2 separate regions of the Mus musculus genome follow, and region 1 is linked to region 2. The links are chromatin loops, found by intact Hi-C in ENCODE. Cell type or tissue: heart. All regions are shown on one strand. Each heading gives the region's core, and the rest is flanking DNA. Links, peaks and the distances in the headings are about the cores only.

Region 1 (5,375 bases), core at 129-5,128, 64 kb after region 2:
TTATTGCCTTCCGATCTCCCTCATTAGAATAACCAACACACAGGCCCGATGGTAGGGACAGTAATTTATTGGACTGAAGCTGCTCATAACTTAACTTTAACTGAGGAACAACATAAGCACCCTGCCAGTAGGACAGCAGCTAGTTCGTGTTTCTGCTTATGAAATATTCCCAATCACTGACATATGACACTACTTGAACACTCCTAGATAGTGTTTTTAAATTTTTTGAAGCTGAGTATAGTGGTGCATACCTGTAATCCCAGCACTTAGGAGGCCGAGGTAAGAGGATCACAAGTTTGCATTCAGTCTGGGCTATCTCATAAAACCAAAAAGTAAAAAAAAAAAAAGTAAAGAAAAGAAAAAAAAAGATCTTCTTTATATCAAGTCAGAGTATACCTCTCTTAATTTTACTAATGGGTGTTAGAAAATAGTCACCCCCCCTGTGGCTGCCCTTTCAGTACTTCACAGTAGCTATCATGTGTTCCCAAGGCATTTTTCCTCTAGATTAAATATCTTTAGTTATTTCAATCATTCTTTTACAAGTCATGATTTTTGATCTTTATGATATGGTCACATTGCTGACGTATTAAACATGTTTAAACTCTGTATAGAAAGTATTTAGAACCCAATAATGTATTGTTCGCTCAATCAAGTCCTCTGTGGATAGCAGCACCTCACATGACTGATACTGTCTTGAAAACACAGGCAGGGGACACATTGGAGTATACAGGCTGAAGTGTGGAAGGAAGTAGTTAGACCATCTTAGGAAATAGGAAACAGGTAGCCTGTTTCCTCTTGGATGGGATGCAGTTTACATTAGTATTGCCTGAAACAAAACCTAGACTTTAGAGCACTCAAGATTGGTCTGTTATATCTGGAAACAGTTTTCTACCTGAGTAGTGTAGAAGATTTGTCAAACGCCAGAAGTCTTTAAGAAGAGAGCCAAGTAGTGAGTCCCCTTCCTATACAGAAGAGGAAGCAGACCTCTAGGACAGTAAGGTCCTTACACAGCAGAAGGGCCCATAACTGCATTAGTGTTAGGAGCCAAGTGTTATAGCACTCTGTTGTGATCCAGCTCAGGCGGTGTCGGGCTTGCTTTTTGAACTAATAAAGAAGTGCCTTCCATTGCAGAGGAGCTTGGCTTGTCCTGCAGAGCAACCCATCCATACAGCACATCTGTATTTCCCTACTTCCAGCGTTAGAGAAGGTGGAACCTGGGGGGGGGACTAAAGGCTGTGCCAGCGACCCTGCTCCTGGTGTTGATTCACGCTTGAGCTGAGAAGTAACTGTGGGGGCAATATTTTCTGTTCTGTTCTTTCTCCTCTCCCACAAGCCTTTTCTCCTCAGTCCTTTCTTCCCTATCTTCCTTCCCAGTGTAGCTGTTCTTGGTTCTTGCTCTTCTTCCTGTGTGCCTTAGCTTATTCTGTTGCCTTTGACACCAACACCTAAACCTATGTGTCCTTCAAGATCTCATCTCGGCTGGGATGTAGCTCAATGGAAGAGCATGGACTTAGTGTGTGTGCAAGATCCTGGGCTCACTTCCCTCCTGGTATCTTCTCCCCTCCAGAAACTCCCAGGTCAAACCTCACTAAGGGACTTTTATATTTCTCTAGTGGGAGAGAAGGGAGGATAGATAAATGATATTAAGCATTTTCTCGGTTTGGGGTGCTTTTCATATACCCCTGAGCTCCATGGGGTAGGTACTATTTTATGTAATGACAATTAGGTTCTGAGAGGTTAAGCAATCTGAATAAGGCTTGAATCCATATCGCTTAAAAACACCTTCCAATCTTGCACATTTGGACTCCCTTATTATGTCTACTAGTGAAATTCTTTTAGCATGTTCTGTACACAAGAATCTAATTCCCCTGAATTCTTACTCTCTCTAATAGAATCCATCCTTCATTAATCATACAGGAACTGACTAACTGAGCTGGGGGTGGACAGACATCAAATAAGTTGACCTTTTTCAAGGCTTGGAGACGTATACATCTTTACCTACCTCAGGAAGGGATTTGCAGGGAGTTGGGTGTTAAAACTAGAGGGAGATTAAGATTCCTAAAATGTTTTTTTTTTTTTAAATATAGTTTTATGCCTCTTTGCTTAACATGACTAGAAGCCGGGTGTGGTGGCGCACTCCTTTAATCCCAGCACTTGGGAGGCTAAGGCAGGTGGATTTCTGAGTTGGAGGCCAGCCTGGTCTACAGAGTGTGTTCCAAGACAGCCAGGGCTACACAGAGAAACCTTGTCTTGGAAAAACAACAAACAAAGCATGACTCTAGAAACCCATAAAGCAAAACAAACCCTCCATTGAGTTGCCTCTTGTACAGCCCTAGAATTCAAGGAGCCCTGATTGCAAGACAGGGTCATTTTACAAAATTCATGACCAAACTTAAGACAGCTAGCACGGGCGTTCTCAGGTTCTGCTAAGCCAGTGGTTCTGAAAGTTGACTGCTTGTCCAGAAAGATTTTTCAGACAAAACTTAAAAATTTGGTATAAAGAACAAGGAAAAAAAATAGAACAAGTCTGAGTTCTGCTCACTTGGGAGCTTGGGTATACCTGCACTACTTCAGCATTCAAGTTTCCAAACTGAGAAGGGCGTCTAGACCTGACTACCTCCGGGAGACTGACAGTCTGGCCTGATAGTCTGGGGAGAACGAGGGTGGGGGGTGGGGGCAGCCGAGTTACAGGGAAGCACAGACTGTCCTACACCGATGTTTGGTGCAGTCCACGAGAAGGGGGCTGCCCACTCCCCTTAAGTGGTCGGCTGAGCCGCCTCGCAAGGGGTATCAAAGGCCCCACCCACCTGCATTCCTCCTGGACTGCTTGTGTCCAAACAACAGCCCGGCCCGCAGGCAGACGGAAGAGGCGGTGCTCGATACGGAAGTCCCTGGACCAGCTTCGGTCACGTGAGAGAAGGTTCTGCGCAGAGCTGGCACTCAGGTGAGCGGAGGTTCTTGGCATTCAGAGACTTGAAGCACTGTGGGTTGAGAGTTCTTGCAGGTCATGTGACCTTACAGATCCAGGTCTTGGTTTATTTCTGGTGTGTAGTTACTCTTATAAAGGAGATTCCAACTGAATCTGGGGACCTATCGTGTTTACTTGGGGGATGGAACCCAGACTCTGGATGGAAGCCAGAGTAAGTCTAATTTCATGAGTGTCTTAATCAGGACTGGATGCCTTGCTTCAGGACCAGGACCAGGTTACTCAAAACTGCTTCCTTTCCAGATGAATAGTGACCACAAGGCAGGGGCACGGCCCAGTAAGCAAGCTTTCTGAGGCCTCTGTCACTTGCAGAGTTTGGAAGTAAGGAGAGTGAGCATAAGGAAATGGCAGGCATGTTCTTTACTGTGAGGGGCAATGGGAGTGACTTATCCTCTTGGTTTGACAGGGAGCATGGCACTCTGGCGAGCATACCAGAGAGCCCTGGCAGCACATCCGTGGAAAGTCCAGGTTCTGACAGCTGGTGAGTGTCACTCTGGGACCAGAGTATAATTAGAGCAGCTGATTTGAGGTGGAGGAGGAGGCCCATATCACGACACCACCTACCTCCTCCAGTTTAGCCCCCCCCCCCCGGAAGTGTTTCCCTTCTCCTGAACTATTATGTCTGTTTTGGAGGGTGAGCTGTTTCTGAGACCCATGCTGGAGGGGAGACGAAATAGAGACGTGGCTCAGAGGTTAACAGCGCATACTGCTCTGTAGAGGATTCTACACTATGTCATGTAGCTCAGAGCCACCTGTAGCACCAGCTCCAGAGAGCTCTGTCACCTCCAACCACTTGGGGCATCTGCACTCACTTGCACAAACACACACAGTTTAAAATGATAACAATAAATCTAAAAGAGAGAGATGCACAGTCTGTCGAGCAAGACTTAAAGTCCTCAAGAAATTAGGTGATAGTTTCTGTTTTTGTTTTTCAAGGCAGGACTTCTCTGTATGGTCCTGGCTGTCATGAAAATCTGTGTGCCAGGGTGGCCTTCAACTTAGAGATCCACCTGTCTCTCCTTCCTAAGTGCTGGGATTAAAGGGATGTGCCACCACTGCCTAGCCTAAGTAGTCCATTCTTAAAAAGCATTGCCCCCAAGAGACCCCACCTTGGGAAATTAAATGCTTTCCTCTTATACTTTATAGTGTGCTGAGCACATTGTCTCCATGCATAGGCGCCTCCAAAGGTCTGTTAGCAGGAATGAGTCCACATTAAATGACACACCTAACAAGTGCTGAAGTAACTTACTCCATTTTTATACATAATGTTTATTGTGAAGTGTATAAAACAGTCATATATCTAAAGTTTAAATCATATTAAAAGGGAATCCTTCAGTAATCAGCTTTGGAACTCTGTTGGATCCCTCTCTTTCAATTCATATATTCCAGTTTTTATTTCATTTTTAAGACAAGAGTCACACAACCCTGGGCTGACCTAGAATTCACATTGTAGCCAGACTGGCCTTAAACTTGCAGCTGTCTCTTCTCAGCCCCCTGAATGCTGAAATTACAAATGTAAACCACTACGGCTGGCTAGATGGCCACTCTCCTAAGCTTAGCTTACATCATTGTTTGGCTTTTCTTACAAACATATTCTCAGTACACTACCTGCGGCTTTTTTACTCTGTCAGCGATGAAGTAGCAGCTTCACAGAGCGCCTCCAGTGCCTCTTTGTATCTGTTCCACCCTTCCTTTTGCTGGCTACTCATTGTTATGACTGGGGCTACTCTGAGGTCGTTTGCTTTGAAGCACATCTTAGGTTCCTCCGTGGCCAACTTTTCAGGCAAATCTGAAGTTTTTTCATATGCATACAGAAGCCACAGCATGAGGAGCAAAGTGCTAGTTCAAGGAAGCCTCAGCAGGCCTCTGAGCATCAGAGCATCAGAGCATTGCAGTGGGCGGTCAGGTAATAAACAAGGCTTGCCTATGCTTAGATAAAGAACCCATATTCGGCAGAGGGCTGAGGGGAAAGAGGGGGGCTGAAGGGTAGGTAGGCCAGAGGTCTTGTTAGTAGAATAGCTGTATGTTAGCATTAGAAGCCGCATGACTGGCCAGAAGGTGGACTCCTACTCCTCTCTGGCCCCTCGATAGCATCCTGTGCCCATCCACCTCTTGTCCTCAGAGTGTCCGACCTGCATGACTCACCTGGCTGAGTGTGTGGTGACTCATGCTGGACTGTGTGGCTGTGATGGGAACTGACATGCTGGGCCCTTTGCCCAGCCTCAGATTCCCTCAGGGCCCCTAGCTGCCAGATAGAAGGTCCCCCCCTTGTGGCCATAGGGATGGAGAGGAAAGGACAGTCATGCTTCCCCCACCTAAATGATCCATAGCTAACTAAAGCTCCAAGGGCACAAGTGCAGAGATGTGGCTCCCTGGGCTCCCTGGTCTG
Region 2 (5,375 bases), core at 55-5,054:
TAGGCCATCCATCCATCGCTAGATCTGTTCCTACTTAGAATCGCTCTCCACAAAGAGGCCAGCCAGCTTCCTCAATAAGCCAGCCCAATGTAGTTTACACTTTCCTCAGTCCTCCAGCCTTGTATCCGTATTCCCTTCTCCCGTGGCTAAACGCCACCCTCAGGCACCTTCTCCGAGGGTCTTAAATCTACATTGGCGATAAGCAGCTCGTTCCCGCCTCTTTGCTCTCGCCTCACCCAGCACTGCACCAAACAGTTTCTACCCTGTATTAATTCGAATTTTTCCACAGACCTAGGTCTCCGTTTTCCTTTGTCAGTACAGGCCTCACAGAGCCTGGCCAAAGACCGCGGAAGCGCAGTACAAACGCTAGTCAACTTTAATTGAACCGAATCCGGCGGGGTTTGTCGGAATCTGAGGGCGTGGAGGGAGAGAGGGAGGGACAGGGCTGACAAAACCGCAGAACGCAACTGGAAGCCCCAGGTCCCACACAATAGAGACTTCAGGCAAAAACTGCTGAGACCAGAGCCCCGTGCTAAAGCACGGTCAGCGTGGAGATGGCCGCACATCGCCATGGCTCCCTCCAGCCCCAGCCGTTGGTGGGCGTGGCAACCAGTCTCGCGGGAGCGGCGGTTGGGCGGGCCGTTGTCCCCGAGGGCGGGGCGAGTTGCTAAGGAAATGACCGCCCGCAGCGGCTCACCGCGCCAGTAGGGCGGGGCCTGGAGCAGCGCGGTTTCCGCTTCCGCCCTCTCCCCGCTCCTGTCCCGTTACCGCCTCCTAGCCGGCCTCGCGCCTTTCGCCGGCACCTTGCGTCGACTGCGCAGCCGGGCCCGCTCCTTGCCACGCGCGCCCCCAGGGGCCCCGGCTCCGGCGCCGGCAAGGGTCGCGTCCCGCTTACCTGTTCCTCAGGTAGCCAGCCATCCGCCGCCATGGGTGCCTACCTCTCTCAGCCCAACACGGTGAAGTGCTCCGGGGACGGGGTTGGCGCCCCGCGGCTCCCGCTGCCCTACGGCTTCTCCGCCATGCAAGGCTGGCGCGTCTCCATGGAGGTGAGACAGGGCCCCAGCGGCTGGCCACTGCATGGCAGGAACCTGACAGAGAAAGGGAGCGAGGGGGATGGGGTTCTCCTCAAGCAGGGGTCCCTGACGAGAGCCTGCAGCCACGGTGCGGGAGGCGGCGGCGAGCGCGGGATCCGGGCGGAGAGGGAGCGGCTAGAGCTTGGGGACCGCGGCCTGATGGCTAGTGGCTGCGGGAGCCCTGCCATGTGAGAAGAGGCACCTTCCGCCTACTGGCCGCCGTCTCTCCGTACCTTCGCGCCATCCTCTGGTGCCAGCCCAGCCCTCCAGCTTTTCCAGCGGCATGGGGTTGTCAGAGGGAAGAGGGAAGACTCGTTATTTGTTCGCTTATTGGTCGAATAGATGTGAATGACTGGTTCGTTTTTATTCTTGAAATATGTAATGTGGCAGGCCTCTTGGGGCTACAAACTTGATGGCGAAAAGGAGCCCGGGTAATAATGTGCTTTCCATTCTTAACCCTCAGTTGCTTTTAGCCTTAGACACCTCATGTTAATTTCAGAAGCCCCGCTTGACCTTCGAGAATTGTCACTCGTTCGTATTCTTTTCGAAATCTTTTATGATCTTTAGGAAAGGAATCGTGTCTGTCACTAGGCTTGCTTTTATTTTTTATTTTTTGAAATATGCTTGTAATTTTTTTTCTTACTCGATTTCTTTAAAACTTACTGAGTTGTCATTTTCCTCTGCATATAATTTAGTATACTCGATTTTCAGTCTTGTCATCAATCCTTTTTTGTCACCATCTACGAATAACTTTTAAAAAGAAAAGAAAAGTCCACTTTGGATGAAAGGGAAAGCAATCATTTGGATTGACAGTGTTGAGCAAATGGATGTGAAACTACAATGAACAGGGAATAGGTGTCTTTGAGCAATTTTGTGTGAAGTCTAAGGGACTAGTGAAAAGTTCTAATTATGTCTGGAATCGAGGGTTTATCCAGTTAGTAGGTGGGCTACAGGTAACAGCCAAATAGTTTCCCTTGGTGTTTTTTTTTTTTTTTTTTTTTTTTTTTTCTCTCAAATTCCCTCGCTCCTCCCTGTGGTTAGCTCTGGAATGACAGTGTGAACCTAAATGGTTTGTTCTCAGACTCAAAAGCTATTTTCACCAGCTTTTGATTATGGCTCTAGCATTATCTAGATCCAGCAGAATCTAGATAAATAATTTCAGCAAGGAGAGGGTCCTATTCATTTGGCTCAGTGCCCACATTTAATGGCTTGGAAATTGAGGCCTAGAAAGATTAGGGTACTTGTACCTTGATACAAAGAATTGTATTAAGGTGTTCAAGACAATAGGAGCTGTTCTTATATAGGTGTCAAGATGAAGCACAGCTTTCATATTTCTCAGTGGCATGCTGTAGTAATGACTGGGTAAAGTTAGAGATACCTGGGTATAGTATAGCTTCAGAAGGAAAGCCTTGGGGGTGGCTAAGTGCAACTTGCTGTTCTTACAGGGGACCAGAGTGTGATTCTCAGTGCCCACCCATGTCAAGGAGGTTCCAACAACCTGTGGTTCAAAAAAAAAAAAAAAAAAAAAAAAAGCCGGGCGTGGTGGTGCACACCTTTAATCCCAGCACTTGGGAGGCAGAGGCAGGCGGATTTCTGAGTTCGAGGCCAGCCTGGTCTACAGAGTGAGTTCCAGGACAGCCAAGTTCGAGGCCAGCCTGGTCTACAGAGTGAGTTCCAGGACAGCCAAGGCTACAGAGAAACCCTGTCTCGGAAGAAAAAAAAAAAAAACCCGTGGTTGAATCCGGTGCCCTCTTCTGGCCTCTGCTGATAACTAGTTCTTTCAAGTGCAGTGGGGGTTGGGGAGGGTGGTGGTGGAAGAAAAGCCATAAAGTTAGTCTGGCTGGTGTTTGGGTTAGGCTATGGGGTTCTTTTATTCTCATCTCATAGACTTTTCAAGTTTCTTGTTTTTTAATTTCCGTGGAATGAAATGGTTTTTCCACTTTTGGGGGCACTCTTTCTAGTTTTTTTATGAATTGAGCTGAGTGTTTTTAGATCTAGGAATTCTGTGATTTTACTTCTCTGCTAAGCATTTCCCACTGTGTTTTGGTTCCTCCATTGGAGATTAAAAATCTACTTCATTTTGAGTTTAGGGCTGTTTGGTATGAAGAATTTTGCTCAACTGTTCTTGAGACCATAATCTTCACTCTAAAGGCAATGTTTGAGCATTACAGCTCCTGCTGTGCTATTCCTGGATTTACTTTTGTTTGAGTAAATATGCCTAATCTTGAAGTGCTAGTTAAGATCCCTTTCTGCTGCATAGATACTTTCTTTCTAGGTTTGTGTCCTCCCTCAAAGTATTACATAGTATCTTTGCTATTTTAAGAAAGACACTAAAGTTTTTAGTCTCTTAGAAGAATCTTTCAGAAAATAAGATCTTGATCTAAGAGTGTATATAGTTCAATAGGCCAAAAAGGTGGGGAAAGAGTTATGCTATGTCTTGGTTCCTCTTTTCCTAAGGAATAGACTTAATTCCACCAATTAATGAAGCCCATTCACATTGTTGGCTTGATTCTAAAGACTGGGTTCAGATAAGTTGTATTGGTTTACCTTACAGAAGTTAGTAAAAGTCTGACACAGCTTTAAGCCTGTTTTAGTCTCTCTCTTGAACCAAGGGTGGGTGGTAGTCACCAAAAGCTGGCATTTCATACCTTCTGTCTCAGTCTCTCCAACCCTCTTGCTGTAGAACTAGAATTTGGGGGAGGAAGTGGAGAGGGTGTCAAAATGCTGTAGTGATACACCCCCTTCTTTGTGATTTGGAGGGATTCTCCAGCTTGTTGAGCTATCCTATGGAGTTAAAAGGAGGAGGAGGTGCTGAGAAACAAACAAAAATTGTGAGGTTTTGGTGGCTGGTGAGAAGTCCAGTTTGAACGCAATGTACTGTTGAAAGGAAAAGGATTGTTGAGGCTCCTCTGAAAGAAAACAGTTTTGTGGAGAGTTGGGATGTTACAAAAATTCAATAAATACTCCTCTTTATTTTTTTAACTTTTTAAAGAAATACTATTTATTTAATGTATATGAATACACTGTAGCAGTCTTCAGACACACCAGAAGAGGGCATTAGTCCCATTACAGATGGTTGTGAGCCACCATGTGGTTGCTGGGAATTGAACTCAGGACCTCTGGAAGAGCAGTCATTGCTCTTAACCACTGAGCCATCTCTCTCTCTCTCTCTCTCTCTCTCTTTTTTTGGTTTTTTGAGACAGGGTTTCTCTGTATAGTCCTGGCTGTCCTGGAACTCACTTTGTAGACCAGGCTGGCCTCGAACTCAGAAATCCTCCTGCCTCTGCCTCCCGAGTGCTGGGATTAAAGGTTTGTGGGTTTTTTTGTTTTTTGTTTTTTTTTTGTCTTTTTGTTTTTCGAGACAGGGTTTCTCTGTATAGCCCTGGCTGTCCTGGAACTCACTTTGTAGACCAGGCTGGCCTTGAACTCAGAATTCTACCTGCCTCTGCCTTCTGAGTGCTGGGATTAAAGGCGTGCGCCACCAAGCCCGGCGTTTTTTTGTTTTTTTTTTAATGAGTGCTCTTTCTGCATGTATACCTGGATGCCAGAAGAGGGCATCAGATCCCTTTATAGATGGTTGTGAGCCTCCATGTAGTTGCTGGGATTTGAACTCAGGACCTCTGGAAGAGCAGCCAGTGCTCTTAACTGCTGAGCCGTCTCTCTCCACTACTTTCCTCCTTTTAAAAACTCTCTGTATTTTTTTTTTAAGCATTGTTTGTATGTGGATATGCGTGTGTTATAGCACACATGAGTTCAAAGGACAGCTTGTGGAAATTTCATTTCTGTTCCTACCATGGAGGTCCTAGGATTGAGCGCAGGTCGCCCAGACTTGGTGGCAACTGCCTTTACTTATTCCTGTTATTTCTGCAGCCTTTTTGAGAAGCTGAGGGTAGGAAACAGGAATTTATTATGTAGCCCTGTCTGTTCTGGAACTTGCAGGTATCCTCCTATCTCTGCCTCCTGAGTGTTAGGATTACAGGTTTGGATCACCAGACCCTATTTGGTATTGATATGTTTTGAATCTAACTTTGAGTGGTCATCATGAAAGATTATTGAAGGACTGAATAGATGATGTCTCAGCAGATAAGAGCAACTTGATGCTCTTCCAAAGGACCCCGGTATGGGGGCTAACAACTGCCTTCTGTAAATCCAGTTTCAGGGGATCTTACACCTTCTCCAGGCCTCTTTCAGGCCTGCCTGGATACCAGCTACACATGTGATGCACAGATAATTCAGGCAAAATGCCCATACACATAAAATAAAAACACATCTTAAATTTTTTTACAAGAACATCTTGACTTG

Evidence for each region. A loop is a pair of places that touch in the nucleus more often than their neighbours do. Peaks named below come from ENCODE experiments on the same cell type or tissue, not always from the same donor. Only the 100,000 strongest peaks of a DNase experiment are listed, where the experiment ranks them.
Region 1: it touches region 2 in a loop (4-fold over the local background); 1 of 42 quality-filtered maps calls a loop at or near these places.

Annotation. Positions count from the first base shown.
Region 1 is chr5:31,151,760-31,157,134 of GRCm38, reverse strand. Mpv17 (MpV17 mitochondrial inner membrane protein) reads left to right here and starts at 2,884. Exons shown (of 8, transcript NM_008622.6): 1 at 2,884-2,944; 2 at 3,393-3,467. The coding sequence starts at 3,398. It overlaps Gtf3c2 (general transcription factor IIIC, polypeptide 2, beta), which reads left to right. Exons shown (of 19, transcript NM_027901.2): 19 at 1-1,129. In heart, for the core only: no CTCF peak of the experiment used is centred there; DNase peaks (open chromatin) are centred at 2,864 and 3,434; H3K4me3 peaks cover 1,522 bases; H3K27ac peaks cover 1,432 bases.
Region 2 is chr5:31,215,974-31,221,348 of GRCm38, reverse strand. It overlaps Ppm1g (protein phosphatase 1G (formerly 2C), magnesium-dependent, gamma isoform), which reads left to right and starts at 804. Exons shown (of 10, transcript NM_008014.3): 1 at 804-1,046. The coding sequence starts at 927. In heart, for the core only: CTCF peaks have their summits at 1,068 and 2,113; a DNase peak (open chromatin) is centred at 638; H3K4me3 peaks cover 2,920 bases; H3K27ac peaks cover 1,909 bases.